Linked DNA regions of Homo sapiens: region 2 is linked to region 1. Evidence: read pairs that join two places in POLR2A ChIA-PET (ENCODE). Cell type or tissue: OCI-LY7. All regions are shown on one strand. Links, peaks and the distances in the headings refer to the core of each region. The heading gives the core; the rest is flanking DNA. Region 1 overlaps SLC44A1 (solute carrier family 44 member 1). Region 2 overlaps FSD1L (fibronectin type III and SPRY domain containing 1 like).

Region 1 (15,178 bases), core at 5,716-9,715:
CCTGAAGAGTATCCAGCCCAGTTTGGAGGTATGGGAGAGATCTATTCAGGAAATTGAAACTGAAAGAATATCTAAGGTATCTGAGCTTACTCAAAGGAGAGTCACACAACTAGGTGAGAGTTTATAAGCCAATTAGTTATAAGTGCATATTAATAGAAAGCTGGGTAGACAGTAGAACAAGACAACCACGATCTCCAAGAGTGACAAATGATGAAATACTACATGACTCGGCTGTTAAGAGCAACCACTTAGTCATAAGATGAAGACTAAACATTAGGCAGGGTGCGAGGGCTCACGCCTGTAATCCCTGCACTTCAGGAGGCCAAAGCAGGAGGATCACTTGAGCCCCAGAGTTTGAGACCCTCCTGGGAAACATAATGAGAACTCATCTCTACAAAATAATTTTTAAAAATCAGCTAGGCGTGGTGGTGCAAATCTGTGGTCCCCGCTATTCAGGAGGCTGAGGTGGGAGGATCACTTGAGCCTGGGAGGTTGAGGCTGCAGTGAGCTATGATCACACCACTGCACTCCAGCCTGGGTGACAGAGTAGACTCCATCTCAAACAAACAAACAAAAAAGACTGAACATTGATCCAAACAAAGTTATGATGATATATCTGCAGCAGAAGGATAAGGGCAACCCGAAGTAGGTGCACAGGGTAGGGCAAAGGATGGTGTTGGAAGACAGCTCAATCTTTATCTTCTACAGTGGAGTCCAAAATTAATGTCAAAAATTGAAAAGCGAGGAGGTAGCAGTATAAGCATATTAAAGATATATAGGGGGAAAAGCAAAAGAATTAAAGATTTAAAAGTGGTGGTCTCAGGGCAGCAGAAAATGGGGAGGGTGGGGAGCTTTTTAAAATAACAAGCCCTAGAAATGCTTAACTCTTTAAAATACAAACATATGAGCTGGGCGCAGTGGCTCACATCTGTAATCCCAGCACTTTGGGAGGCTGAGACGGGTGGATCACCTGAGGTCAGGAGTTCAAGACCAGCCTGGCCAACATAGTGAAACCCTGTCTCTACTAAAAATACAAAAAATTAGCTGGGCATGGTGGCGGGTGCCTGTAATCCCAGCTACTAGGGAGGCTGAGGCAGGAGAATCACTTGAACCCGGGAGGTGGACGTTGAGTGAGCCAAGATCGCGCCATTGCACTCCAGTCTGGGCAACAAGAGTGAAATTCCATCTCAAAAAAAAAAAAAAAATACACACATGTGTAACTGATAAAAATAAAAATTACATAGATTTAATCATGAAAGCATAAAAGTAAAGTAAAGAAGTGGCCCAGAACAGTAAAGTTTCTGAAAGTCTGACATTCAGACATGGTTGTAAAAACTAAAGGTGTTTAACTTTAAAACACACACACATACCTTGGCACACACTAAAGGCCAATTTCGGTTTTTTATTCTGTTTGGCTAATGGGTGCAGAATCAGAACAATGAAGTTACATGGACACAGAGCTCGGTAGTGCAAAATGAAATTTCTAATAACTGCCTGAATGTAGAACAAATGCCTCAGGAAGCAGTAAGTTATCTGTTGCTGGAAGTGTTTAAACAAAGACTGAACAAAATCCACGTAGAGTATGTGACATAAAATTCATGGCTACCTTGGTAGACCTCTTAAGCCCCTGACAGTTGTGTAATTCTGTAAAAGGATTCCATGTGACAATTTCCTTTGAATCAGTATCATTCTAAAATAGGACTAGAAACACTGGTAGGTGAAGAAGCTCAGGCACTCGGTACATTTGTGCTTCTTTTTCCTTTTATCCCACCTCCACCTCCTTTCAGCTTTTGGCTTTTCATTTCAAAAGTCTTAAATATATTTACATTTTATTAAAAATTACCTAAAACATTTTTGGAACCAAATGAGATTTAAAAACTTAAAGAGCATAAACAGAAAATGTATGTCTGAATGGGAGAAAGCTGGAAGATAAATGGAAAGGTGGTCTGATGTAGTGGTAGGAAACAAATTGAATACTTGGGTGTCCCTGAATCCATTCTGGACCCTGTAGTTAGTCCATGGCCATGGAACACTAAACAGGTCACTGTGCCCAGTTAGGTATGAGACTTTGGGACTATGGCAAGAGCACATGGATTTCCTGGCAGGGTAACAGGGCAGAGATACATGACTAAGTCATAAACACATAAGAGCAACAAAAGAGCCACCATAGGTTAGTCAACAACGACAGAAGAATACTTTCGATGTGTTCTACTTTAAAATTTCTAGAATCTGCTCTATCAAAGAAGAAAACTCATTTATTAGCTTAAAAGCTGGTCATTTCAACATGAAAATTAAAATATTACCCATATTATAGGTACAATCTTTTCTATGGGACTGCCTCAAAAGCCATTGTGACTTGCATACAGGCATCTGAAGCTTTGTTATTTTCTTACTCAAGGACAGTATTTTTTTCACTCTGTATAATAAAATGCTGTCATGCCTACAGACACAATAACTTTATCCTAAAGTTTACTGAACTTCATCCTTACCAGTGAAGCACAAACACAAACCAAACTTCAAAAATAACATCTATGTTCCTTTAGGGCACTTTTGTATTTCTAGTTTTTAGTTTTGAAAATTAGTTTAAAATCTAGCAAGGAATTATCAGTGTTTTACACCTTGTAAACTATACTAATATTTAGCTATATAAGAAACACAGGGCCAGGCGTGGTGGCTCACACCTGTAATCCCAGCACTTTGGGAAGCCAACGCAGGCGGATCACCTGAGGTCAGGAGTTCGAGACCACCCGATCAACATGGTGAAACCCCGTCTCAACTAAAAATAAAAAAATAAAATTAGCTGGGCATGGTGGCGGGCGCCTGTAGTCTCAGCTACTTGGGAGGCTGAGATAGGAGAATCACTTGAACCTGGGAGGCAGAGGCTGCAGTGAGCCGAGATCGTGCCATTGCACTCCAGCCTGAGCGACAAAGTGAGACTCCCTCTCAAAAAAAAAAAAAAAAAAAAAAGAGAGAGAGAGAAACACAGATTCAGCTGGGCTCTGGCACACTGACAAAGCTACACCCCTCCGTAGCATCTCCCTTAACAGACTGCACACTTACAGAAGGAAAAGTCTCATTCTTTGTTGAGCCCAGTACTTAGCCTGACAGCACACCAGCCCATGAACATTGAACAGAACCAAAGCATGCAGCCAGCTTGGGATTCTCTTTTTATTCTACCGATATTCTCGGTTCTTTTATTTTACTTTTCAGCATCTTCCCTTTGTCCTGAGTTTCCTCATTGCTGCAATGGGCAGAAGCAGTGCTGCTTGTCATCTTCCAGGTCACACTCTGAACAAAATACTTAAGACTGGAGCTTTACCCAGTCTACTCCCAGGCAGGCACTGAGAAAATGGGCCAGAAGAGCTTTCATTATGCTCTGTGGGCCAGAAACAAGAGGTGTGTTGCAGGGAAATGGGGGAAGGCGGTGTGGCAGAAGGGAAAGAAGGCCCTCATTCTTATATAATAAATCTATCGTCCAGTGCTGATTACCTGTCATACTGAGGTTTTGATGAGGCCCAGAGGGTTCTAGCTTATGATGTGCCTTTTTTCCTGATTGGTTAATATTAATGTATACACCAAGACTTCATTATAACCTAGGAACACATGCTAGCAAGGTAGAATTCAAAAGCCCACCAGAATTAAACAGTTTGAACGGCAGCTAGTTTTAATTTTCAGGTTCATTCCCATTTCTCTCCATTGGCAAGTTGTATTTGTTTTAACCATAATCTTGACAAGTATCAGCACCACAAACTAAATGTTTAGTCTCTGAATACTCCATCCCTGTTCCATATGTATTCAATAAACATTTATTGAGGATCTATTATTTGCTTGGCCCATCATCCCTATCCTCAATTCTTTCTCCAACCAAAGATAGCATTCCATCTCCGAATGGTCATTTGGAGTTTAAGTGATAACTGTAACTGCCCCTCTGCTGCAGCAGACTTGAAGAAAGGAGAAAATCCTCCAGTGCAGATCATAGCTCCCCTTCTTGCTGTTGGCCCAGCTGACCCCATAGCAGTTCATATTATCAAGTTTCAAACTTGAAGGATTCTTTTGTCAATCATTTACCCTACCTAATATCCCTTGGAGATCTCAAATCACTAATCTGAGAAACAATGATTCACGTGAAAGGGTTTTAAGTTATAATATACTTGAGTGACTTGAAATTTATCTACTTTTGCCAATATCTTAAAGAAGAACATGAAGTTTGTGATGCACTTAAAGTCAGTTTCAGAGCTGAGTGATTCTTAGTTAAGAGTCACCTGATCCAACAACCTTATTGTTGCTTCTGGTTTCACCATAATCACTTTTGTTGTCATTTGGGAGAATGAAATTGAGAAGCAGTATTTCAAGCAGTGTTACTCAAAGTGTGCTGTGTAGGAGAGCAGTTCAAGATATAGTGAAAAAAATTTTAAAGGACAGATAAGTCCAATAAAGGCCAGTTAAGCAAAGTTAAACTGGTTTCCTGGGAGGCAGGGCAATGACCCTAAATATGTTAATATGCATGATTACTTTTCAAATGGGGTTGGGAGGCCAGTGAGGGGGTGGTATGAAGTGAGCAAGAAGAACCTCTCAAACTTTTCTGACCTCAGAACCCTTTTTTTGGCAGAACACCTTGTAGCCCTGGTGCTTTGGAAGCACATACTTGGGAGAAATCCTGATTAAGATATTCTTACATAAGAAACATTTAAATCTTTCAAAGTGATGGCATGTAGAGCACCATCTATCATATCTTAGAGCCTGATTTAAGTAGCAGATCCTTCCTCACCCAGAAGTCTCCCAGCTCAATTTGCTTGTTGCAACCTCAAGATAAATAAGTGTTTCCACTTGGTCTTGGTTTACTTTCTCAGATCACATTAAACTATAAACTTTTTAAACTAGCAGCAAACTAGAATTGCTTTCAGTTTTAAAATGAAGTGCCTTATTAAAGTATTATTTCCAAACTTTCATAACTGAAATCTGCTTCTATCAGCAGTGTACACTGAAAAATGTTTTTCTTGATTAAAACTATGGCTAGTTTCAAAATATGTCAAAATATACTTAAAACTTGGTATCTTTAGAATTGTCTTCCAACACCTGTGGTTTCAGAATTGTCATGAAAATACAAAACCACATGCAAAATAGATTTGGAAAAACTTTGAGGCTTAGCAAGCAAGGAATAAAACTCTCTTAAATATGCTGAGTTTTTAAAATGAAGTTTATTATTTTAAAAATTCCAGCTCTTGCTCTGATGGTAGGAATCTCTGCCTTCGTAATTTGATCTTAATGTGCACACTAATCATTTGTGCTCCAGAGTCAACTTTATTGAGGCCATTTTCTTCACCCTTTCCTCTCTTACTGCTCTCCAGAGCCTTGTTGGCACTCAATATTAATAACACAAGCATCAATTATATTAACCCTTTCGAAGGCCATGAATCTCCAAAGACTGACTAAACATATAAATATCCATTACTTATTTAAAAGTGTATTTTCAGGAATTGGTGAATTATGGGGAAAGAACACAATTACAGTAACAAGTAGTAAACTTGCTGTCATGACAGACTTGTTCAGACTTAGTTCTTAGAAGAAAATATGGAAGGGCCCTGGAGGATACGCACAGTAGCCATTGGTCCTTACTTAGAGTCTGAAGTTTATAACCACCACTTTCAGACTCTGCTCCAAACTGTCGTACCCTGGCCTCTATAGTTTGAGGTGCACTGATTTAAAACCAACCTACACATAGACTTTAAAGAGAGAACAAACAGGCGTGGTGGCTCACACCTGTAATGCCAGCATTTTGGGAGGCCTAGGCGGGCGGATCACCTGAGGTCAGGAATTTGAGACCAGCCTGGCCAACATGGTGAAACCCCCTCTCTACCAAAAAAAAAAAACAAAAACAAAAACAAAAATTAGCCAGGTGTTGTGGTTGGCGCCTATAATCCCAGCTACTTGGGAGGCTGAGGCATGAGAATCCCTTGAATCCGGGAGGTAGGGGTTGCAGTGAGCCAAGACTGCGCCGCTGCACTCCAGCCTAGGCAACAGTGCAAAACTCCATCCCAAAAAACAAAACAAAACAACAAACAGCAAACAGCACACACAACCTCTGAAATTAAGAGACAAAAAAGTGGTATCTAAGGTACATTCAATCTACCATTTAATATAGCAGTCCTTGGAACAGCAGAGGGAAATACAGCAGGAAGTGCACAGGCTTGGAACTACTCCCAGTTTTACACTACTTGGGCGATCCTAGTCAAGGTACCTAGCCTTTCTGAGTTTCTGTTTCCTCCTCTGTAAAATGAGGCTAACTGGGACCCACCTCAGAGTTATGAGAATAAAATGAGAACTGCATGTAAAGCGCTTAGCCCAGAGGCTACCACACAGTAAATCCCCAGCAATGACTGGTGTTCTCTATATTCTATATGCTCATGACTTAAAGCATTTTCTGAAATCCAGTTCTGGGTCTTCAATTCCCTATGGAAAATACCGCCTGGAGGTATTAATATCAGTACCACCTCCAGTCAGTCCATACAAAATTGAATTCATCTTCCCCTCTCCACAAACTAGTCCCCATCTCAACTAACATGTCTAGCCATTATAATACCCTTCTTCCATGATGTGGCGTTCAAAACATCTGTTCTTTCCTTCTCTTTCATCCCACATATCCAGATTAAGTCAGGAAGGTCTATTTTATTTTGACTCCACAATAACTCTTCTCTGTTTCCTGTTTACACTGGTATGAGTTACTGAACAGCTCCCTGGGCGGCCTCTGCCTTCTATTTCTCCCATTCAGGTGCAGTTATGCTGTCAAATTAATCTTCCTTAAACCACTCTGAAAACTCCTCCATGGCTGCCCATTTTCCTCCCCTTCAAATATGAATGCCTTCCCCAAATGCAACATAACATCTCTTCACTCCACTCTGGTCAGGTCTCCTTTCCATACTGACAAGCAGCAAGTTATTGTCTGCTTCCTTGCCTTTGACCAACTGTTCTTTACACTGGAATTCCTCTCCCTGCTTTCTACTAAAATCTGTCTGCCCTTCACTTTTTCTAAACCCCATTCTTCCAGACCAGATCTTTTGCTGGAGAATCATTTTCAGGAAGCCAACTCCCCAACTATTCTTTCCTCTCTTGGTTTCCCCGTCCCCTGAACTCCTTGCCACCCAATTTAGCCTCTAATTATTTATGTTTGTTTCTCTCTTTGCACTCATTTTCTAGACACAGTTTACAATCTGGGAGCCAGGCACGGTAGCTCATGCCTGTAATCCCAGCACTTCGGAGGCCAAGATGGGTGGATCCCTTGAGCCCAGGAATTTGAGGCCAGCCTGGGCAACATAGGGAGACAAGACCTCGTCTCTACAAAAAAATACAGGCCAGGCACAGTGGCTCACGCCTGTAATCTCGGCACTTTGGGAGGCCAAGGCGGGCAGACCATCTGAGGTCAGGAGTTTGAGACCAGCCTGATCAACATGGTGAAACCCCATCTCTACCAGAAATACAAAATTAGCCAGGCGTGGTGGCACATGCTTGTAATCGCAGCTACTTGGGAGGCTGAGGCAGGAGACTCGCTTGAACCCGGGATGCGGAGGTTGCAGTGAGCTGAGATCATGCCACTGTACTCCAGTATGGGCAACAAGAGCGAAACTCCGTCTCAAAGAAAACAAAAACAAAAACAAAAAAAGGCCGGGCGCAGTGGCTCACACCTGTAATCCCAGCACTTTGGGAGGCCAAGGCGGGTGGATTACCTGAGGTCAGGAGTTCGAGAGCAGCCTGACCAACATGGTGAAATCCCACCTCTACTAAAATACAAAAATTAGCCCTCTGTCGTGGTGGGCACCTGTAATCCCAGCTACTCAGGAGGCTGAGGCAGGAGAATGCTTGAACCTGGGAGGTGGAGGTTAAAGTGAGCTGAGATCACGCCACTGCACTTCAGCCTGGGTGACACAGCAAGAGTCCATCTCAAAAAATAATAAAATAAAATAAAATAAAATAAAATAAAATAAAATAAAATAAAATAAAATAAAAATAATACAAAAATTAGCTGGGCGTGGTAGTGCATGCCTGTAGTCCCAGCTACTTGGGAAGCTCAACCAGGAGGATAGCTTGAGCCCAGGAGATTGATGCTGCAGTGAGCTGAGATCTCACCACCGCACTCCAACCTGGGTGACAGAGAGAGACCCTGTCTCAAAAAAAAAAAAAAAGAGTTTCCAGCCATTTTGTAATCTTAAGAATGAAAGCCATATGCTTACATAATGAAACCAAAAGGAGAGTGGGTCTTTGATAAACGAGGAGTCTCATATTAGCCCTGAAACACTACTTCTGGACTTACTTTGGGTAAGAAATACATTTTTATCTGGTTTATCTAGTTTCTTTCAGTTTTCTGTCATATGCAGCTGGATCTAACTCTTAAATGATACTCTGTCTCACAATAAAATTACCACAAGAATATAAACCAGGCTGGGTGTGGTGGCTCATGCCTGTAATTCCAGCACTTTGAGAGGCTGAGGTGGGCAGATCACTTGAGCTCAGGAGTTCAAGACCAGCCTGGGCAACATGGCAAAACTCCATCTCTACAAAAAATACAAAAATTAGCAGGCATGGTGGTACATGCCTGCAGTCCCAGCTACTCGGGAGGCTGAGGTGGGAGGATTGCTTGAGTCTGGGAGGTGGAGGTTGCAGTGAGCCGAGATCCACTACTGCACTCCAGCCAGGGTGACAGAGCAAGACCCTGTCTCAAAAATAAAAATAAAATTTTTGGAAGTCAGGGTACCTTTCCAAAACTCAAACACAAAAACATTTTTAAGGGAAGGATTAATGGTTATTAGAACATCAGGGAGATTTAGTTTACATTAATATTGTAATTTCTGAGATACATTCATGAGTTGTGCAGTTTGCTAAAAGTATCTGAGGCAAGTTTTATTATTGTTTATATTTTATAGCTGGTGAAACTCAGGCACCAAAGGTTAAAGAATGTGGTCCAAATAACTCAACTAGTGATAAGGTGGGATTCAAATTGATATAGTCTGGCTATAGAGCCCACCCTCCTGCCAGTACACAATGATGTTCAATCCTCTGGATTCTAACAGCTGTTTAGAGAAGAAATAGTGAAAGGACTTCTGAGGAAGGCAAAAGGCTACTCAATGACTAAGGCAGGACCATTTAGTTGGCAATGAGGAAGTATAACAGACTAAATTCAAATGGATTTTATTAAGAAACAGGAAGAAAGTTTTACAGCAAATATATGATGTTTTAAATTAAACTTTTTGCCATTATAAATAATGCTACAATAAAAAGATTCTTACATATAGCATTACTCAACTTTAGAATTACCAAATAAAGGATGTTAACTTTTTTATGGCTCTTAATGTATCTCAAGAGGGTCATTCCAATTTATTCAGCAAATCAATAAAGTATATTTGAGTCAAAACCACTTGGGCAATTAATATTATTTTGTTAACTATTACCAAAGTTACAGCTGTGAAAGGATGCCTCTATGCTTTAATTTGGTTGTTAACAAGATTGAACATATTTACACACTGGTTTATTTCCTTCTGTAAATTATGTATTGCAAGGATGCATTTTATATACTGTGAGAACTCTTTATATCAGAGATATTCTAAATAATGACATGACTTTTCAGTTTAATTATTAAAAAAAAAAAAAAACAAAAAAACCTGAAAGTAAGCAGGTTAAAACAAAAGAAAACAGAGGCTCTCTTTTTTTCCCTCTTTAGTGGATTGTACTCATTATTACAGCTCCTTAAGTGTATCAGCTGGAGGTGGAAAAAAAATAAGGAAAATAAAAACTATCAGTTTTTTGATACTCAATTTTGAAACAGAGATAAACACAGACAGAAGTGAGACTTCAAAAGAGGTAGAAAAGGAGATTGTAAGCTAGAGAGAGAAGAGGTTATACTAACAGCCAAGGTGCTCTTGAAGGACCATGGCCTGCAAGAATACTAACTCACCACTTAACCATTATTCCAACCTCAAATGCTCTTCTTCATCTGAAGCTGTCCTTAGCTCAGAATGGGAAAGATGCAGTGGGGGTGAGCAAAAAAGAAAGACAGGGGTTTCAGCAATGGCTTGAGCAGCATCACTAGGACAAGAAGATAACTAACTGTGTGACTTTGAACTACGAACTGTGAAGTTCATAATGGGGCTATAAGTAAAATGTTAGGAAACACTATAGAAGTCTGATTTAAAGACAAAAGAAAATGGCAAAACCATAGCAGATAGTATTGGCTGCCTACCCAGTCACCACGCCCAATCCTGCATCCCTGCCGCCACCTTGCTGGCAAAGTCCTCCTTTTGTTCCGGTGTTGCCCTGCCCCTCACTTGACTCAGAGGGAAGTCCTGGTTACTCTAAATCAATTGCAGAGTCCTTTGCCTTCCTCTTGTTAGAGCTTGTTTAGGGATAAGTGTGCAGCCCTCTCTAATTCCCATGAAAGGAAAACCACTGGAGATTGTCAGCTCAGCAAAAGACGGTAAGAAGAGCCATAGCCATCTTGGGATCTTGAGGGGAGCTAATTAAGAAAAAGCTACCTTCCGTAAAATGACAAAAAAGAAACAAGGAGAGAACTTACGTCCTTGCTGACATCAAGCCACTGAACTAACCAACCTGAAAGCTACCCTACCCCTTGACCTATAGGAGATAATCAATTTTCCTTAATGTTTTAGCTATTTGGATTTAAGGGTTTTTTTTATTATTATTATTTGTTTGTTTCTTTGTTTAAGACAGGGTCTCAGCCAGGCACAGTGGCTCACGCCTATAATCCCAGCACTTTGGGAGGCCGAGGCAGGCAGATCACAAGGTCAGGAGTTCGAGACCAGCCTGGCCAACATAGAAACCTCATCTCTACTAAAAATACATAAAATTAGCCAGGTGTGGTGGCGGGTACCTGTAGTCCAAGCTACTTGGAGGCTGAGGCAGGAGAATCGCTTAAACCCGGGAGGCGGAGATTGCAGTGAGCTGAGATTGTGTCACTGCACTCCAGCCTGGGCAACAGAGCGAGACTCTGTCTCAAAAAAAAATAAAGACAGGGTCTGGCTCTGCCACCCAGGCCGGAATACAGGCACGATCATAGCTCAATGCAGCCTCAACCTCCCAGACTCAAGAGATCTTCCTCCCACCTCAGCCTCCTGAGTAGCTGAGACCAAAAGCACACGACACCATACCTGGCTAATTTGTTTTGCTATTTTTTGTAGAGATGGGTCTCACTATATTGCCCAGGATGGTCTAGAACTCCTGGCTTCAAGTAATCCTCCTGCCTCAGCCTCCCAAAGTGTTGGGATTATACGTGTGAGCCACCAAACCCAGCCTTTTTTATTTCTTATAGCTGTAACATCATAAGTAGTTCAAAATGAAGAATTTTCTGAGATCATAATCATGATTATATTATCACAAATCTACAAAAACAAACAAACTTTAATACCTTCCCTGCTACTTAAATATCTTGAAGTAATCATGTTTCCAATTTTTCCATCTTCCTGCTGGTTTTTTTACTTTACATATTATAAACATATCCAGAAGTCAAACACTTCCATTTAATAATTTTCAGCATTTCTGGCAACCTTAAAAATTTGAATAAAAGTTGCTTTTAAGGGTTTTCCTACTAAATAAGTCTAAATATCTGGTTGTGGGATATTGTAGAGAGTAACTAAAAGGAATAATAATATTTTCACAAAAAAATAAATTCCAGGGGTTTATCAACCAAATGTTTGTTAAATGAATCCTATTATACAACATTATCATATTATACAATTACAAAGGAGTCCCCCAGAGGGGAAAAACTGGCATCCCTCTATTGAGTATAATAAAACATACTGAAAAATGTAAATCTGTTTTTTAAATTGCCAAAAAAATTACTAAATTTTACACAATGCATAAATTCAAAATTGGAACATTATGCTATGCTATATTCCAAATAAATTAGAAAACAAAAAGTATCAAAAAGGAGGAAATATTACTGTGTCAAAAACTTTAACCATCTTCACAGAGTGAATTCCCACAGCAGAGATAACAATGTCTAACTCTTTAATGACTTAAATTTTTCACCAGCTCAAACACGTTTTCTTTACAACGCTTGCCATAAAGTCTCACCCATTTGTGCCTGCTATAAAAACATCACCACTGTAAATCTGACTGGTCCATTACTTGAGCGCACTAGCCCTTTCCTGTCCACCTTGACCCAGTAACTTACACCTTTATAAGTATACTTGCTCCATACGTGACATGTATACCTTCAACAGACAAGCTGCTTAAGAGAGCCCTGAACATGCTGTTAAGAGTCTTCCAAAGAAGAATCGTTTTAAAATTCTTATAATGAATTTTAAAACCCCAGTGTTCTAAGGTAGGAGTTCAATCACCTCTATCCATGGAGGGAAACAGAATATCTGTTAATTCATTCAAATATTTCATGAGTACCTACCATGTATTGGTACCAGCTAAGCACCAAGATGGCAATAAACAAAGCAAACACGGCCCCTCTCTTCATCAACTCAGCCTAGAGCAAGGGTCAGCAAACATTTTCTGTAAAGGGACACAGAGTAAATATTTATGCTTGCAGGCCATAAGGCCTCTGTCACAACTACTCAACTCTGACACTGTCATATGAAAGCAGCTATAGACAAGTAAATGAATTAATATGACTGTGTCCCAATAAAACCTTGTGAATGAAATTAAAATTTCATAATTTATTAAATAAATTTCTCATGAAATCATATTCTTTTGATTTGTTTCAACCACTTAAAAACGTAAAGACCATTCTTAGCTCGTAAGCCATAAAAAACAGGTAGCAGGTCAGATTTGGCCCATGGGCTGTAGTTTGCCGCCACCTAGTCTAGACATTAATATTAACTGTAAAATTACGTGTTTACTGCTTTAAGTGCTCACAGGGAAAACACATAAGGCTATGAGAGTTTAATGAGGAGACATGGCCTAGTTTGAAGGGATCAGAAAAGGCTTTTCCAAGGAAGTGACTTTCAGACTGAAACTTAAAGCAACCAGCCAAAAGCCAGGGAGCAAAGCAAAGAGCCTCCTAGACAAGTGAACCACATATGCAAAAGCCCTCTAAGAGGAAGGAATACAACCAACTGAAGAATCTGTGAGGCTGCAGTGCAATGAGCAAAGAAAAGCACACCACAAGGTGACCCTATAGAGAGATGGAGAACAGCCACACACAGGGTCTTGTTGTCCAGGGTCAAGGGTTCTGGTCTTTGTCCTAAGAGCAATGGGAAACCATTAAAGGGTTTTAAGTAGGAGAGGAACACAATTAGCTTGGGATTTTTCAAAGATCACCAAGACTGCAATACGAAGAAAAATTAGAAGGGAGCATGAACAGTTACGGAGAGATCTGTAACCAAGGTACTGGGCTGGAGATGACAGAGGCTTGAACCGGAGTGCTGGCAGTGACGTTGAGAAGGTCAAAGAGGCAAGATGTGGTGACTAGATATAGAAGAGTGAGAGGCAGGTTCCCTACAGGACTCGAGTCTCCAGTTTCCACAACCAGGGCATTGGTATCATTCGGTGAACCAGAGATAAAGTACTGAAAAAGCCGGGGGTGAGGGGTACGATTTTGAGGACAGATTTAAACATGCTGAGTTTGAGTTGCCTGTACAATATTCTAGTGTAAATGCTAATTAATCAGTTGGATATAAGGATCAGCGACCAGGACAGTAATTTAGTTTGGGAACTGTTAACATACAGACTGTAACTGAAGCCATACGAGGGATGAAATTACCTAGAGAAAGGGTAAGGAAGAGTGGCTCTCAAACTTGGTGACACACGAGGGCTACCAGGGGAACTTTTAAAAGTTTTGATGCTGGCTACTCTGGGTGTACTATTATGGGTTAGCCCTGCTCTGCAAGAAGCACTTATAAAACAGAAAAAAAAACTTTTTTTGATGCCCAGCCCGCAGTCTTGGACCAATACATAAGAATCTTTGGGAATAGGACCCAGGCATCACTTCCATAACATTTGTAAACTTCTCCAAGTGATTCCAATGTGCAGCCAAGGATGAAAGGAAAAGAAAGCCTGAGACATTAAGAATTAATAGTACTGTACTACAGAAAGGACAAGAGATTAAGAGATTAAGCAGGTTTCTAATCCCAGCTACCTCATAATGTATCTCTCTGACCTCAGTCTACTTCATATCTCTACATTCTAGTTTAGATCAACAGAAAAGTGATAGTAGGTTTATCTCATATATCCCCTATAGTCCCAAAAATCTGAGGCAAAATTACAAAATTGAAATATTTCATTCTTTCTTTGCAGTTTGAGCAGGGGAAAGGGGAGCATAGAAAAACAACTATCAACCAATTACTGGTAGTAGAATATATTTTTATGAATAATTTTCCCAGGCCAATAACATTTTTAAATGACTGTACTGTTAACACATCAAATAGTATTTGATAGTATAGTATTTGTTAAGCCTGGAAGCATTCTAAGTGGACTAGTTTTGCTGTACCATGCTACTCTCCAGATGGCAACTGTAGAAAGTTCAAAATGGTGGTGTGAAATTTAACTTGGAAATTCCTTAATTCAAAATTTTATCTTTAGAAAAGTAAACATTTTCTAAAGATAAAAAAGTAGGCCGGGTGCAGTGGCTCACACCTATAATCCTAGCACTTTGGGAGGCCAAGGCAGGAGCATAGTTTGAACCCGGGAGTTTGAGACCAGCCTAGGCAACATAGTGGGATCCTGTCTCTACAAAAAATTTAAAACATTAAAAAAATAGCCAGGCGTGAGCTCGTGCCTATAGTCTCAGCTACTCAGGAGGCTGAGGTGGGAGGATCACTTGAGCCCAGAAGATCAAAGCTGCAGTGAGCTATGATCATGCCATTGCACTCTAGCCTGGGTGACAAAGCAAGACCCTACTTCACAAAAAAAAAAAAAAAAAAATTAGTAAACTGCAATTTAAGATTTGGGAATTGGCCGGGCATGGAGGCTCATGCCTGTAATCCCAGCACTTTGGGAGGCTGAGGCGGGTGGATCATCTGAGGTCAGGAGTTCGAGACCACCCTGGCCAACATGGTGAAAACTCGTCTCTACTAAAAATACAAAAAAAAAAAAAAATTAGCTGGGTGTGGTGGCGAGCACCTGTAATCCCAGCTACTTGAGAAGCTGAGGCAGTAGAATCACTTGAACCCGGGAGGCAGAGGTTGCAGTGAACCGAGATTATGCCACCACACTCCAGCCTGGG
Region 2 (15,178 bases), core at 4,492-8,491, 200 kb before region 1:
GTAAGAACAACTATAGAAGTGGAATGTGCAGTCAGGAAGGGAAAAAACCTAACTCAAATCCCACATTAGCCACTCAGTAACAGCATGACCTTATACAAGGCACTTAAATTCCTAGACCTCAGTCTATTCATTCATAAAAAAGAAACAGACTATTTTCCTCTCAATCACCAGATGGCATCTTGTTGCCTTTTGCCTACTACTAAGCTCCCATCTTCAGCAACGAGGTTGTAGTTTAATTCCCCCACTACTTTTTTTTTCTAACGTTAAGGTAGAATTCTAATAATTTATCAATCAGAAGAATGGTTTGAGCTAGCTCTACATAAGATCTCTCTTTCCAGATACCAAATGTGATGATTCGCTTGTCCACAGATCAAGAGCTTTATAGCCATGAGTTTTATGCTTATCTAAAGAAAGCTGATTCACCAATTTTCCAATAAAATAGTTCAAGATAGCTAAAATAATTATTTTTTTTTTTTTTTGAGACAGAGTCTCACTCTATCACCCAGGCTGGAGTGCAGTAGTGCGATCTCGGCTCACTGCAACCTCCACCTCCTGGGTTCAAGCGATTCTCCTGCCTCAGCCTCCCAACTAGCTGGGATTACAGGCGCTTGCCACCACGACCAGCTAATTCTTGTATTTTTAGTAGAGATGGGGTTTCACAATGTTGGCCAGGCTGGTCTTGAACTCCTGACTTCAGGTGATCCACCTGACTCGGCCTCCCATGAATGTTGTTTTTGCTAAAGATAATTTTGGTTATTCTGGTTCTTTTGTAGTTCTATATACATTTTAGAATTTTTTCTATTTCTGTGGAAAATGACATTGGTATTTGGATAGAGATTACAATGAATCTGTAGATTACTTTGGGTAGTACAAATATTTTAACAATGTTAATTCTAATCCACAAACATGGGATATTTTTCCATTCATTTGTCTTCTTAAATTTCTTTCATCAGTGTTTTATAGCTTTCAGTATACAGATCTTTCATTTCCTTAGGTAAATTTATTCCTATTTTTTTATGCTACAGCAAATGGGATTGTTTTCTTATTTTCTCTTTGAAATAGTTCGTTTTTCATGTATAGAAGCAATACTGATTTTTGTGTGTTGATATTGCATTCTGTAACTTTACTGAATTTATCAGTTCTAACAGTTTTTTGGTAGAGTCTTTAGAGTCTTCTAAAGACTGAGGCAGGAGAATCGCTTGAACCTGGAAAGCAGGAGTTTCAGTGAGCTGAGACTGCGGCATTGCACTCCATCCTGGGTGACAGAACAAGTCTTTGTCTCAAAAAAAAAAAAAAGTGGTGAGAGTAAACATCTTTGTCTTGTTCCTGACTTTACAGAAAAAGCTTTTGACTTCTCACCTTTGATAAGATGGTAGCTGTGAGATTGTTATTATACATATGGCCTTTACTGTGTTGTGGTACATTCCTTCTACACCTAATTTGTTGAGAGTCTTTATCATGAAAGGATGTTGAATTCTGTCAAATTCTTTTTCTGCATCTACTAAGATAACCATACACTTTTTTTTGTCTTTAGTTTTGTTAATATGGTGTATCACATTTATTGACTTCTGTTGAACCATCCTTGCATCCCAGGCATAAATCCTACTGGATCATGGTAAATGATCTTTTTAATGTGCTACTGAATTCAGTTTGCTAGTATTTTATTGAGGATTTTTGCATCTATGTTGATTAGGAATACTGGCCTGTATTTCTCTCTTTTGTAGTATCCCTGGTTTGGCTTTATTATTGGGATAATGTTGAATTTGTAAAAATGGATTTGGAACTACTCCCTCCTGTTTGATTTTTTTGGAAGAGGCTGAGAATAACTGATATTAGTTCTTTAAATATTTGCTAGATTTCAGTGGTAAAACCATCAGGTTGCAGGCTTTTCTTTGATGGGAGACTTCACTGTGGATTCAATTTCCTTATTCATTATTGACCTATTCAGATTTTCTATTTCTTTCTGATTCAGTCTTGGTAGATTGTACATTTCTAGCAACCAGATTATCTTGAGTTCTCTCTTCCACAATCAATATGTCACTACTTACAATATAGATTATCTCCCCAAACCTGGAACTATTTTCTTAAGTATTCCTCTCCCTTCTCAATGGGCACTTTACCTTTTATTTTTATGTTACTTTCATCTACTTCTACAAGTAGACCCCTTACCAATAACATTTTCTTTTCTTTTTGAGATGCAGTCTCGTTCTATTACCCAGGCTGGAGTGCAGTGGTACAATCAATGCTCACTGCAGCCTCGACGTCCTGGGCTCAGACGATCCTCCTACCTCAGCCTCCTGGGTAGCTGGGATGACATGTGTATGCCACCACACCCAGCTAATTTTTGTATCTTTTTTTTTTTTGGTAGAGACGGTGTCTTGCCATGTTGCCCAAGCTGGTTTCAAACTCCTGGGCTCAACCCATCAACCTGCATCAGCCTCCCAAAATGCTGGGATTACAGGCATGAGCCATCACACGTAGCCAAAATTTTTCTTCTATTGTTTATTGTAAAAGAAACGTTTTACTTGCCAGCACTTTTGAAAAACTACAAATTGCTCTTAATTTATATTAGAAAAAATGTCAAATGGAAAAGGACTAAAGTGAGCACTCTGGTATTTTCTAACAACTACTATTCCAGAGTTTTCCTTTTCCCTTACTATTTGGATTTTTCCATGGACAAAACAGGAATTGCAATGAAAACATTTTTACTTTATCTGCTATTTTAAAGCTCTGCTCTCACCTCCATTAGTTTATAACCCAAAATTCATAGAGTATATTTGTACTTCAGATTTGGCTCATTGTGACATATTTACACAAAATTTTTCATAAAACAATCATACCTGAACTCCTTTTAGTGTATGATGTAGTGTATCAATAAAGTTCTGAATTTCATCATTTTTATTTGCCAGAGTTGAAATGATCCTCTGTAGAGCTTCCTAGAATTAAGAAAAGCATTAAAATACTATATTTCAATGGAAGAGTTACAAAACTCATTAACAAGCATTCTCTAAACAAACTTTATGTAAGAGTATATTGTATAACAAATAGGAGCAATGTAAAATTTCTCATTCTTCAAAACTTCCAAAGGCTTATAATTAGAAAAGATGGGGTATATATTTGTACTGTATTAAGCCCTCTTATTCCTAATATGCAACTTAATCACCATGATACTTTTCAGATTGAAAATGATCAGTTTAACTTAATATCAATAGAATTATTTTAGGTCATCAGCCATGACAATGGAATAGAGCAAAATCTTTAAATGCTGTAAAAACAAATGGAAACGGAATACAACATCAGGAACCGAGGAATAAAAGTGAGGAGACACAAATTCATCAACATTTTATTTATTTACAAAAATAAACCTATTTTAGAGATATGAAACTAGATAATACATGTGCATTTAGAATGACAACATTCATTCCAATATTTACAGATGCTGTAGAACTATAATAAATAAAGCAATTTTAGTAGCAGATAGCTCAGACTTTGATAATGCTTCCTATTTAAATAAAACATTTGGTTAATTTTCTCTCTGGTTCGGTGCTATCCAATAAAATTTTCCACTGTGATGGAAATGTTCTATAAATGTGCTGCCCAATATGGTAGCCACTAGCCACACACAGTTAAAGAAGTCTTGAAATGTGACTAGAACTGAGGAACTAAATTTAATTTTTCCAACTTTAATTAAGTTTATATAGTCAAATGTAACCAATGCTATCATATTGGACAGCACAAGTCTAGTTGCAGTAACTCCTCATTGGTAGCAACAGCAAAAACCAAACAAGGTTATTTATAGTCTCAGAAAAAAATCAAATGCAAGTACTTTAATACTTTGTAATTTTCTCAGAAGCATAGGACTTTTTTCTGTAAGCACCTATGAGCTTAAATATTTTAATAAAGCCTATAAGACTTTGTGGAATAAAGGTTTTCCTAAAAAATATAATCAGATATCGACAAAGGGTTATAGATAAGGAGCCCAGGAAACAGTCTGAAGGGAGATAACATTTTTTTTTTAAGTTTTTTTTCTCGAGACAGAGTTTTTGGCTGTTGTCTCCCAGGTTGGAGTGCAATGGCGTGATCTCGGCTCACTGCAACCTCCACCTCCCGGGTTCAAGCAATTCTCCTGCCTCAGCCTCCCGAGTAGCTGGAATTACAGGTGTCCGCCACCACGCCCAGCTAATTTTTGCATTTTTAGTAGAGACGGGGCTTCACCATGTTGGCCAGGCTGGTCTCAAACTCTTGACCTCAGGAGATCCACCTGCCTCAACCTCCCAAAGTGCTGGGACTGCAGGTGTAAGCTACCATACCTGGCAACATTTTATACAAATGTTCATATAAAGTATTGTAGTAGTGAAAAAAGCATGTGCCACCACACATGTGCGCTATGGGAGGCCCAGGCAGGTGGATCACTTGAGGTCAGGAGTTTGAGACCAGCCTGGCCAACATGGTGAAACCCCGTCTCTACTAAAAATACAAAAATTAGCCAGGCGTGGTAGCATGCACCTGTAATCCCAGCTACTCAGGAGGCTGAGGCAGGAGAATCACTTGAACTGGGAGGTGGAGGCTGCAGTGAGCCGAGATCTCACCACTGCACTCCAGCCTGGGCAACAGAGCAAGATTCTGTCTCAAAAAAAAAAAAAAAAAAAAATGTCAGTCACAGTGGCTCATGCCTGTAATCCCAGCACTTTGGGATGCTGAGGCGGGTGGATCACCAGAGGTCAGAAGTTTGAAACCAGCCTGGCCAACATGGCGAAACCCTGTCTCTACTAAAAAGACAAAAATTAGGCAGGCGTGGTGATGGGCGCCTGTAATCCCAGCTCAGCTATTCGGGAGGCTGAGTCAAGAAAATTGCTTGAACCCGGGAGGTGGAGGTTGCAGTGAGCCGAGATCACACCACTACATTCCAGCCTGGGTGACAGAGCAAGATTCCATCTCAAAAAAAAAAAAAACAAAACTTAAAAAAACTTTCCACCAAAAAAAATTATAAAACATTGGTACCAAAAAAAAGGCAGATACAGTTCAGAGCAAAAAATAAAATCTCCTTAGCATAAAATAGCTTCCCATTTACATATTTTTTTGGTCTAAGTTTAGTAGCAAGCTTTGCATTTCAGAAATTACATAGCAAAAATCTGGAGATAGCTGTAACTTATTGCCCCAACTAGATAAGACCTGAGCTCCCAAGATTTTAATGAGAAGCCTTTTTTTTTTTTTTGAGGCTCTGTCACACAGGTGGGAGTGCAGTGACACAATCGTAGCTCACTGCAGCCTCAACCTCTTGGGCTCAAGCCATATCCACCTGCCTCATTATTTGATTTTTTGTAGAGACGAGGTCTCACTATGTTGCCCAGGCTGGTCTCGAACTTCTGGGCTCCAGCAATCCTCCCACCTCAGCTTCCCAAAGTGTTGGGATTACAGGCATGATCCCTGCTCCCAGCTAAAGCCTACCTTTTTAATGTTCCTGTTTTTTAATGAGTATAGTCAAAGACATCTAAATGCTCTAATTTTGAATCAGATCTTCAAGTTAAAACCTCTGCTCCTTTAAGAGCTACCAACCTGCTGCAAGTTAATAGACTCTGGTCCAATAGTGATGTTAGAGATCAGAAAACAGGCTTTATCAACTGTAACGTTTTCATTCTCCTTAAAGCAGTACTGTCCAATATAAATACAGTAGGAGCCAATAGCAGCCACATCAAAAAAGTAAAGGAAAAACAGGATAAATTAATTTTAATATTTTATTTAATAGATTCAAAATATATTATCATTTCAACATGTAGTCAATATTTAACAATTAATGAGTTTTTCTTTTTTTTTGGTACGGAGTGTTCAAAATTCAGTTTGTATTTTACACTTATGCATATCTCAATTCAAACTGGCCACATTTCAAGTGCTCAAAAACCACATTACGGCTAGAAGCTACCATCCTGGATAATACAGACTTAAGAGGTCTATGTCATCCAAACAGACCATATATTTCTAAGAGTGGAAATAGGGCAGAGATCCTCTATTAATCTTATTAATTTGCAATTAAAAATAAACGACCTAAAAGCTTTCTGAACTTTTTTCTTGGAAGACCAGAATTTCTTTATGTGCTTATGTTATGCCAGATTCTTGAATTATAATAGCTATATGTGGATATAAGTTAAAATGTTACAACCAACTTCCTTTACCAGAATTTCACTCATTTCTCAGTTTTTATTTACATAAATATTAACTCTAGAAGGTGAAAGACATTTTAAAATTACCAACTCTCAAAAGAAATTGGTACATAAGTAACACCACTTCGGGGTCCAATACCATAACAGAAGAAACAAATACACTCCTCTCTCCTGTGAAATTTACACCGTTCACTCATGTTTTGGGTTAGAGAAGACTTCTTGGGATCACAGAAAGTGCAAATGTCCACGTCAAAGTTGGCAGCTAACAAAAACAAGACTGCACCTAAGGACAACTGACATACAGGTTAGACAAATTCAAAGAATCATCAGAATAATGCCTTCCATTTTCTATGATACTATCGCATACCTCCAAAAAAATACCACCCTTAGATTACAGTCAATCTTTTTTTTTTTTTTTTTTTGAGATGGAGTCTCACTCTGTCACCCAGGCTAGAGTGCAGTGGTGCAATCTCGGCTCACTGCAACCTCTGCCTCCTGGGTTCAAGCAATTCTCCTGCCTCAGCCTCTCGAGTAGCTGGGATTACAGGTGCAAGCTACCGTGCCTGGCTAATTTTTTGTATTTTTTGGTAGAGATGGGGTTTCACCATGCTGGCCAGGCTGGTCTCGAACTCCTGACCTTGTGATTCACCCACTTCGGCTTCCCAAGTGCAAGGATTACAGGGATGAGCCACCACTCCCAGCGATTACAGTTAATCTTATCTTTACCATTCCTCTTAAATTCATTCAAAATTCTATTACCACAGATGAAAGACCCTTTTCAACTGTATTGGCCTAAGATGTATTAATAGCCATACTTCTGGAAAGAAACTCTACAATCTGTGTTAAAGCCTTTAGGGGAATGATATCCTATATGAATTGCCTAAGGCTGTAAAAATACTGTACTTCCCCAGAAAGTGGATGAGAAAGAAAGGTCTTTAAAGGCTGATATAGTATTTCTGAGAAACACAGTCTCATTCTTTGAAGAGAGAGCACTCTACAGCTCTTGAATTTAACAAGGAGTTCCAGTACAGCATGAGAGTCTGTAATACACACCTAGATAAAGGGTCCACATTCTGAGAAAAGTTGCTTTACCCTAATGCCAAAACTGCAAAGACTAAAGGCCTAGATTATTTTCAGAGGACGCACTGCAATCTTTAGATGAGGAGGGCTTCAGAGCCTTGGCTACAATACACCACTGAGATGCTATCAGAATGGACAAGCCAGCTGTAGAGGACTCTGGAACCCCAGCATTTAAGATCATCTATATTTTCAAAGCTACCGAATACATTAGTAAACCTGGCTGCAGAAAAAGCAACCATTCAGATCATAAAGAGAAAGTCATAGCAACCAATGTGACCTTGTTAGCTAATACAGATAAAATGCTGCCTCTCTGCTAAGCTTTTCTAAGCTTAAAGGAGGAAGGAAATATTCGCAAAGTTCCCCAAGGGCAGACTACTGAGACAAAGGCTCCAGAAGCTCTGATCCACTTGCCCTTTAATCTGCAACTGCTGTAGAGAGGATGAGCAAATGAAAAAGACTGTAATCCAAGGCTCATATTTAGCATTCTAAAATAGTAAGTTTATCAGGGAGAGGGCCAAGGCTTCAACCTTTCTGACCCTCACAAGAATGGGGACTGGCTGGAACTAAGTGGAAATGGCATAAAGATAAAAAGCACTAAGGAACTTGGTGCTCAGTAGAACTGGAAAACAAGTTACAAGGAATCAGAATATTTAAGACAAAACTACCACCACAGCACCAAAACATATGAAAACTAAAGAAACAGGATTACATGTGCTGAGTTCTGAAACTTGACCCTAGCTTGCATATGTGACATAAAGCTAAAATTTTCTCTATGGTGGTAGGAGTCAAGTAAAAGGTGTATATAAGGATAGTATGTGCCTAATCTAGGAGGTATACAAGGGGAGACTGGCTGAACAGGCATCAAATCCAGCAGTTTTTAAAAAGTGTTTTCTAGATATGGTAGGCAATATGCCAGGGCAGAGAAAGAGAGCAGAAAAGATCTAAAATATATCATAATTCAACGAGTTTTCTACCCCAGTCTATCCCTCCAGGACCTCCAAATTTAATCAAGAGCGAAGACAGAAAGCTAGGCCATCATCACTATCTCCTCTCCTCTAATTTGTGCTCTACGTGAAGTCACAAAGTTCTATAGATTTTACCCCTTAATGGTTCTAGTGATAGCAGCAGGAGGCAGACGTAGTCCTAGGCAGATAGGGGTGGGTCCCTGGTGAAACCTGACCTTCAGGCCAAAGACAGTCTGAAGCCTGAAAACTGGGCTGCCAGTTCCTGATGGAATCCACAACCCTGAATAAGAATTTCCTTTATGCCTTTCAGTCAAACAAATGGTGCTTTTTCCACGCCCACCCATGGACCAATCAGCACATACTTCCTCCTGCCCATGGACCAATCAGCATGCACTTCCCCACTTTGAGCCCATAAAAACCCTGGACTCAGCCATCTATCAGGACTACCCATTTCAGGACTCCTCTCCACTGAGAGCTGTTCTGTCACTCAGTAAAACTCTCCACTGCCTTGCTCACCATCCAGTTGTCCATGCAACCTCATTCTTCCTGGACGCAGGACAAGAACTCAGGAACCGCCAAAAGGCAGGCGCAGAAAGGGCTGTAACACTTTCCTGGCCCACTTGCCAAGCTGCAGACAGGAGCAAAAGGGGCTGTAACATGTTCCTGGCCAGCTCACCAAGCTGCAGACAGTGACATGAACTGCAGGAGTGAAGAGTAGCAACACTTCTAAGGGCCTAGACCTCGGGATTCCCTGAGCCAGAGCTGTAACACTATAGCCCTCCCAACTTCCACCAGCATCAGGCGGCTGCCCCACATGACAGCAAGTGACAACGGGATTGGGCCAGCCTGGGAGCCACGGGCCCAAGCAAGGTGGCAGGACTGAACAGGCTGAAACATGCCCTGCCACTCCCACTGGCCAAGCTGCAGGTGGCAGGAACAAGAGAGGTGTAGCACCCCTGCCCCCGACCCCTTGGGGCTCTGCAGTTACTGGCATCTCTGAGTTTTCAGGCACCACTGTGTTCACTTCATCCAGACGCAGGCACCCACAGAGGAAGCCACTTGCAGTATGCTTGGTCCAGCTGCAGCCTCGCATGGAGCCAGTGACTGTGCCAGTGCCCGGAGCTGCCCGTATGGCCACAGCAGCCAGCATGCTAGGCTGTGCACAGTGGCCGGACCCCAAACTCACTCGCTCGCTCACACACCCCTCACTGCTCCATGCCTGGCTCGCCCTCGGCAGGTGTGGGATCCAGGCCAGCAGCATGAGCTAAGCACAGCCTGCCAGGCCAAGTGGGCAGAACAAGCCCAGCCGGCATGAGTGAAACTCAAGGAGAGACACTGCCAGCTACAGAGGTTTCTAGCTGGTTAAGAAACATCCAAAGTATCCTGTGACATTAGAATTATTACTACTATCTTAGTAAAAGTTACTATCATATCTCAACCTATATCTCAACCTTCACTGTAGCAAAATTTTTCTTAATCAGACTCTGGTAACAATCTTTCTCCCCAGTAATCAGTTCTCTATATACTTCAGCTAGGGTAATGATAGCATCACTCTTCCTGATCAGTATTCTTCAATAGCTTCCCATTGTACCTTGGATAAAACTGAAAATCTTTAACATGACCTATAAGATCTCAAATGATCTGTCCACTGCCTACCTCACCTGCTTCATCTCCCCAGACTTCCTCTCCCTTGTTACACTCCAGCTGCATAGCCTGCTATGAATTTATCTAATCTGACTTGCTTTCTACCTAGGAGCCCTCTCACTTATCAGTTTCTCTACCTATAACCTCTGTCCTAAAACATATACACAATGTACTGATAAAACAAATTCCAAAAATGTACTTATAGAATGAGCCCATGTTACATATAGTCATTTCATTTTTTTTTCTAATCAAAGCCTTATGGGTAAAGAAGGGCAAAGACAACTTTCATCTGCCCCATGGGATTCTATCAACCTTAAAGGATGCCTACGAAGGTCTCAGATTTTTATATCAGATCTCAAGCCTCCCGTTACCTTACAAACACTGATGGATAAATAGATAAACAGAGATGAATAAAGGCAATATAAATTATCTGAAGCTTATCTAGAAAATTATATTTTATAAGATTCATGTGGTGACAACTAAAAGTTCTAGGTGACACAGGTCTGAAGACATGTTTTGACAAATGCCAATTCTGCTAGATCATAGTAAAATATATGAGATAAGTCTCCATAGGAAGTCTGCACAGGCAATCTCAGCAAATGTCTTTTGGTGATGTAGCACAATTACCAGGCCCTCATAACAACAACAAAAAAATACAATGATGTGACTATGGATTTAGACTAAGGCAACTGCTACACCAACAAGAAAAAGCATCATATACACCCTAGCCAAGCACAACTGCAACCACTGTTATGGAATGAATCAAAGTAATCTAAGATGTACAAGATATAAGTTACTCTCTTCAACGCAGCACAGCTTAAAGTTATGTTTATAATCATTATCAATCAAGTAAAAGGATAATCAATAGACTGAGCAAAAGAGCACTTTGGTACTCTTAAGTGCCAAGTACTATCTTAAGCTCTATACATATTATTAATTCATTTAATCCTTTCAAGAATCCTATGAAGTAAGTTACTATTATTATCCTCATTTTCCAATGAGGAAGCTGACGCATGGAGAAGTTAAGCAGCTTGCCTAGAATATCAAAGCTAATATGTCACACAGCCAGGATTCAAATTAAGACAGTTTGATTCCTAAGTCTATGCTCTTAAAGGACTACACTGTACTACCTAATAAAACAGAGATCAGAGGTTCATGAAAAGGTCAGAACGGCTAAAGGCATCCAAAGGACTAAGATTTTACTTCAAGATTAGAAATCTGGAACTGATCAACAATCTGGAAACCTGGAACTGATCAACAGGTTATAACCCCAAATCAGAGGGCATCAGCATCCATGTGGTCATAATTAGAGAAATGCTGACATATGGGTTTCCCACCAGCATCTTCTCAGAGGAGGAGAAGACTTCTGAGTCAAATTCTACAGTAGTATTCCAAAAAATCAAGATACAAAAATCTAGAGCCCCTGCAAATACCACAAATAGATCTATAATTTAAGGGGGTCAAACTATTATTATAGCCAATTTAGTTAGTATTTCATTAAGCACCTTCTATGTGCCAGGCACTGTGCTGCTAATATGGAGTAACTTTTTAATCATCAAATCTGATAAAAAAGTAGTATGAGTCTTCACATTTTATGGTTGGAAAAAGGAAAGATTCAAGATGTTAAGAAACTTGTTTTAGGTCACACAGCTATCAACTGGCAGTCATGATTCAAATTCAGGAGGTTGTCCCCAGAACCTCTGCTTTTCAAATCCAGGAGGTTGCCTCCAGAGCCTGTACCCTAGGCTGCCTAAACTGTTGGGGATTGTATGAAATAATCATAGGGTTCCTGCAACCAGAGGAAAGGGATTGATCAAATCAGCATGTAACATTCCTGGAAAATGCCCAATAATGCCACCAGAAATGATGCCACTTGCATCATCCCACACATAGACCTGTCCTTTGAATTAGGTGACTTCATGCTGAACCCCTCCATCGACTCCAGTGGGGATGGCACCAGGTTCAAGAGGCTGAAGAAACCCAGAGCCACCAAATGAGGCATGGTATTTTATTAAGGGATTACATACAAGGGAGAGAGTCCAGTGGTGGCAGGCTGAGCAGGAGAACTGCCTTATATACAGAAAAGGTCCAGTGGCAGTGGGCTGGACAAGGTAACTACACAGCCCAGTGAAGCTCAGAAGACACATTCAGGTGAGTCTGCCATACAGGATCATTCTAATAGTATGCTTAAACTACTGCTGTTAGGTAGGTTTACCATACAGTGATAAAGAGCGGAATCAAGAAAGCGCTATCCAGCTGTTAGCTAGATAATCAGAATCTCACCAGTTATTTTAACAAAAGTATCATGCTCAGATGTGATGCAAGAAGGTGAAAAAAAGAGAACTGGGAAATTCAGGAATCTAATCATAATATACCTAAATGATGGAAGGCTACACCCTCTCTAACAGTGAAACAGTTGAGAACACTACCTGTACACAGATGTAACTGAGACAGCCTACAATCAATTCTGATTGTCTAGCTTACCAGCTGAGAAAAAGTCTAAATGCTAGTAAAAGAACTGGCTGGGGAATGCTGCCTTTCTGCCCTGAACCCAGTTTAAGATATCACAGCATATGAGGAGGTAATCTCCCATCTAGGATTTGAGGAAAATAAAGCACACCAGAGGATAAAGAAGCCTTAACCATGTGCAGTGGCCTTTGAACTGGCTGTTTTACCCAGTAAAGTCAAGGAGGCTCATAGTCGGCCAAAGAAACCAGAGGTCCTACCATTTAATGAAAGAAGGTGGCATTGGAGTGGAGATGCGAGTATTAGTATAAACTAACAACCCTTCTCAAGGGCAACTTGACAATATGTATCAAATAAAATTTTTGAAATAGATATACATTGACTCAGTAATTCCATTTCTAATTTATTGTAAGTGAATAATTAAGGGTGTAAGCAGAGACTTGGCTACAAGGATGCTTATCTGTGATATTTATAACATTAAAAGGTTGGGATCAACAAAAAGATACAACAAAAGGGTACTGTAAAACATGCATACAAAAGAATTCTGTTGAATCATTAAAAGTATTGTAGAATGATTAATATGGAAAAATATCCATAATTTATTATGTGAAATGCAAATTATAGAGCAGCATATATAGCATGATACCATAATTTTAGAAAAGTTTTTATATGCATACCAAAAAACTAGATGGTGACATAAATGTTGAAGAGGTTATCTCTGGGTGGCAGAATTGAGTGGTTTTTATTTTATTTTCACTTTATTTATATTCTTATTTTCCTACAATAAACTTGTATTACCTATATTTATAATGCAATAGAAATGCAAAAGCTGGCTACGTTAATACTTTTTTAATAAATTAGTTCAAAATTCAATTAACAGCAATCAACAAGCATCAATAACTGAAACCAGATTCTATCAGAACCTTGTGGCTGGGAAGAAGTGCCAACAAAGAGTGAAAAACATATTTTTAAAAGTCTGGAGATAAAATCCACCAACTTTAAAATATTTTCCACCCTAAGAGTAGAATATCTAGCACTACAGCAAACATTCAATATGTGTTTACTGTATAAATAATCCTGCTTACATTCAGCCACGCATTGCAAACAAGCACTATGTTAAAATTTTTTTAAAAAAAGGTCTGCTTCACTATCTTTCTAATTTTTAAAAACTGCCAAGTTCAATTGAAAAATGAATGTATCTGTATTATATATAGTGGTCATAAGTATGTCAATATGGTATTCATTTCTACTTTCTTGCTCACAGTTCTACTATAGAAAGCTAAGACATTCCCTCAAAAGAGTTGAAAAAAGGGGAAAGATACATGCAGACAGACATGCACACACACGCACACACACACACACACAAAATAAAAATAGTAATTTTAGGCCAGGCGCAGTGTCTCCTGCCTGTAATCTCAGCACTTTGGGAGGATCATCTGAGGTCAGGCAGGAGTTCAAGACTACCCTGGCCAACATGGCAAAACCCCATCTCCACTAAAAATTTAAAAAATTAGCTGAGTGTGGTGGCGGGCGCCTATAATCCCAGCTACGAGGGAGGCGAAGACACAAGAATCTCTTCAACCCAGGAAGCAGAGGTTGCAGTGAGCCAAGATCATACCGCTGCACTCTAGCCTGGGTGGCAGAGCAAGACTCTGTCTCAAAAAAAATTAAAATTAAAATTAAAATAGTGATTTTTATTTGGGGCAACAAGAGAGACCAAATTCCAGGTTTTTACCTAAATCATGTTCTTTATCATCTATCAACTATTTTCACTACACTTAACTAGCTTAACAAAAAAAAAAAAAAAAAAAAAACAACTTTAGGTCAGACGTGATGGCTCATACCTATAATCCCAGCACTTTAGGAGGCCAAGGCGGGTCAATCGTTTGAGCCCAAGAGTTCAAGGCTAGCCTGGACAACATGGCAAAACCCTGTCTCTACAAAAAACACAAAAATTAGCCAAGTATATGGTGGCATGCACCTGTAGTCCCAGCTGCTCAGGAGGCTGAGCTGGGAGGATAGCTTGAGCACAGAAAGCAGAGGTTGCCATGGTGAGCCATCAGCCTGAGCAAGACAGCAAGACTCTGAGAAAGAAAAAAGAAAAGAAAAAGAGAGGAGAGGAGAGGAGGAAAGAAGGAAAGAAGGAAGGAAGGAAGGAAGGAAGGAAGGAAGGAAGGAAGGAAGGAAGGCAGGCAGGCAGGCAGGCAGGCAGGCAGGCAGGCAGGCAGGCGAGCGAGCGCCCACAGGAGGGAGGGAGGGAGGGAACCCTGCTTTATAGGGGCTTATCCCTGTTACATTTTAAGTTTCAATTACTTTAATCATACCACCATTGAAATGCAAAGAATTCAGGCAAGAAGCGTGGTAATGAAAAAACTATGGGTTGTAAAGAAAAACTTGACTTGAATCCAGACTACTATTTGCTAGCTGTGTGACTGTGAACAAGACACTTAACCTCTCTGGGCTTCATTTTCCCTAACAGTGCAACAGGAATAAGAACTGTTGTGACAGTCCGACACAATACTGGATGCAGAACAGTAATCAAATTTCATTCCTCTTTCCTCAGGAAACAATTTTTTTTAACTGAGGCGTAATTTTGGAACATGGAACAGTTGGTTGGTTATGGATGTGGTGGGGTTCTCAGAACTAGTAAGGTACAATATGAAGGCAAAGAATAGCACATAGCTTGGAGCAGGAAACTGGGATAAGGAAGCCAAGTGTAGATCTGCTACTTGTTGCAGGTTGTCATGTTTAAAACTCCTGCTCAGTTCAATCTCCCCAATCTAGTTTTGTCCAGTCAAGCCTCACCTGTCACTCACTACCCCTTTCCAAGTAGGAAGAATATGCAGGAAAAATAATGGGGAAAAG

What was found. ChIA-PET counts read pairs that join two places held together with the same protein. Peaks named below come from ENCODE experiments on the same cell type or tissue, not always from the same donor. Only the 100,000 strongest peaks of a DNase experiment are listed, where the experiment ranks them.
Region 2: POLR2A ChIA-PET joins it to region 1 with 5 read pairs; 4 of 35 experiments call an interaction of 5 or more read pairs at or near these places.

Annotation. Positions count from the first base shown.
Region 1 is chr9:105,249,565-105,264,742 of GRCh38, reverse strand. The region is part of intron 1 of SLC44A1 (solute carrier family 44 member 1); the gene reads right to left. Among named protein-coding and RNA genes, the nearest start is that of SLC44A1, 13 kb to the right of the region's middle. In OCI-LY7, for the core only: no CTCF peak of the experiment used is centred there; no DNase peak of the experiment used is centred there; H3K4me3 peaks cover 1,549 bases; H3K27ac peaks cover 1,673 bases.
Region 2 is chr9:105,451,994-105,467,171 of GRCh38, reverse strand. It overlaps FSD1L (fibronectin type III and SPRY domain containing 1 like), which reads right to left. Exons shown (of 14, transcript NM_001145313.3): 2 at 5,557-5,652; 3 at 2,841-2,936. Among named protein-coding and RNA genes, the nearest start is that of FSD1L, 12 kb to the right of the region's middle. In OCI-LY7, for the core only: no CTCF peak of the experiment used is centred there; no DNase peak of the experiment used is centred there.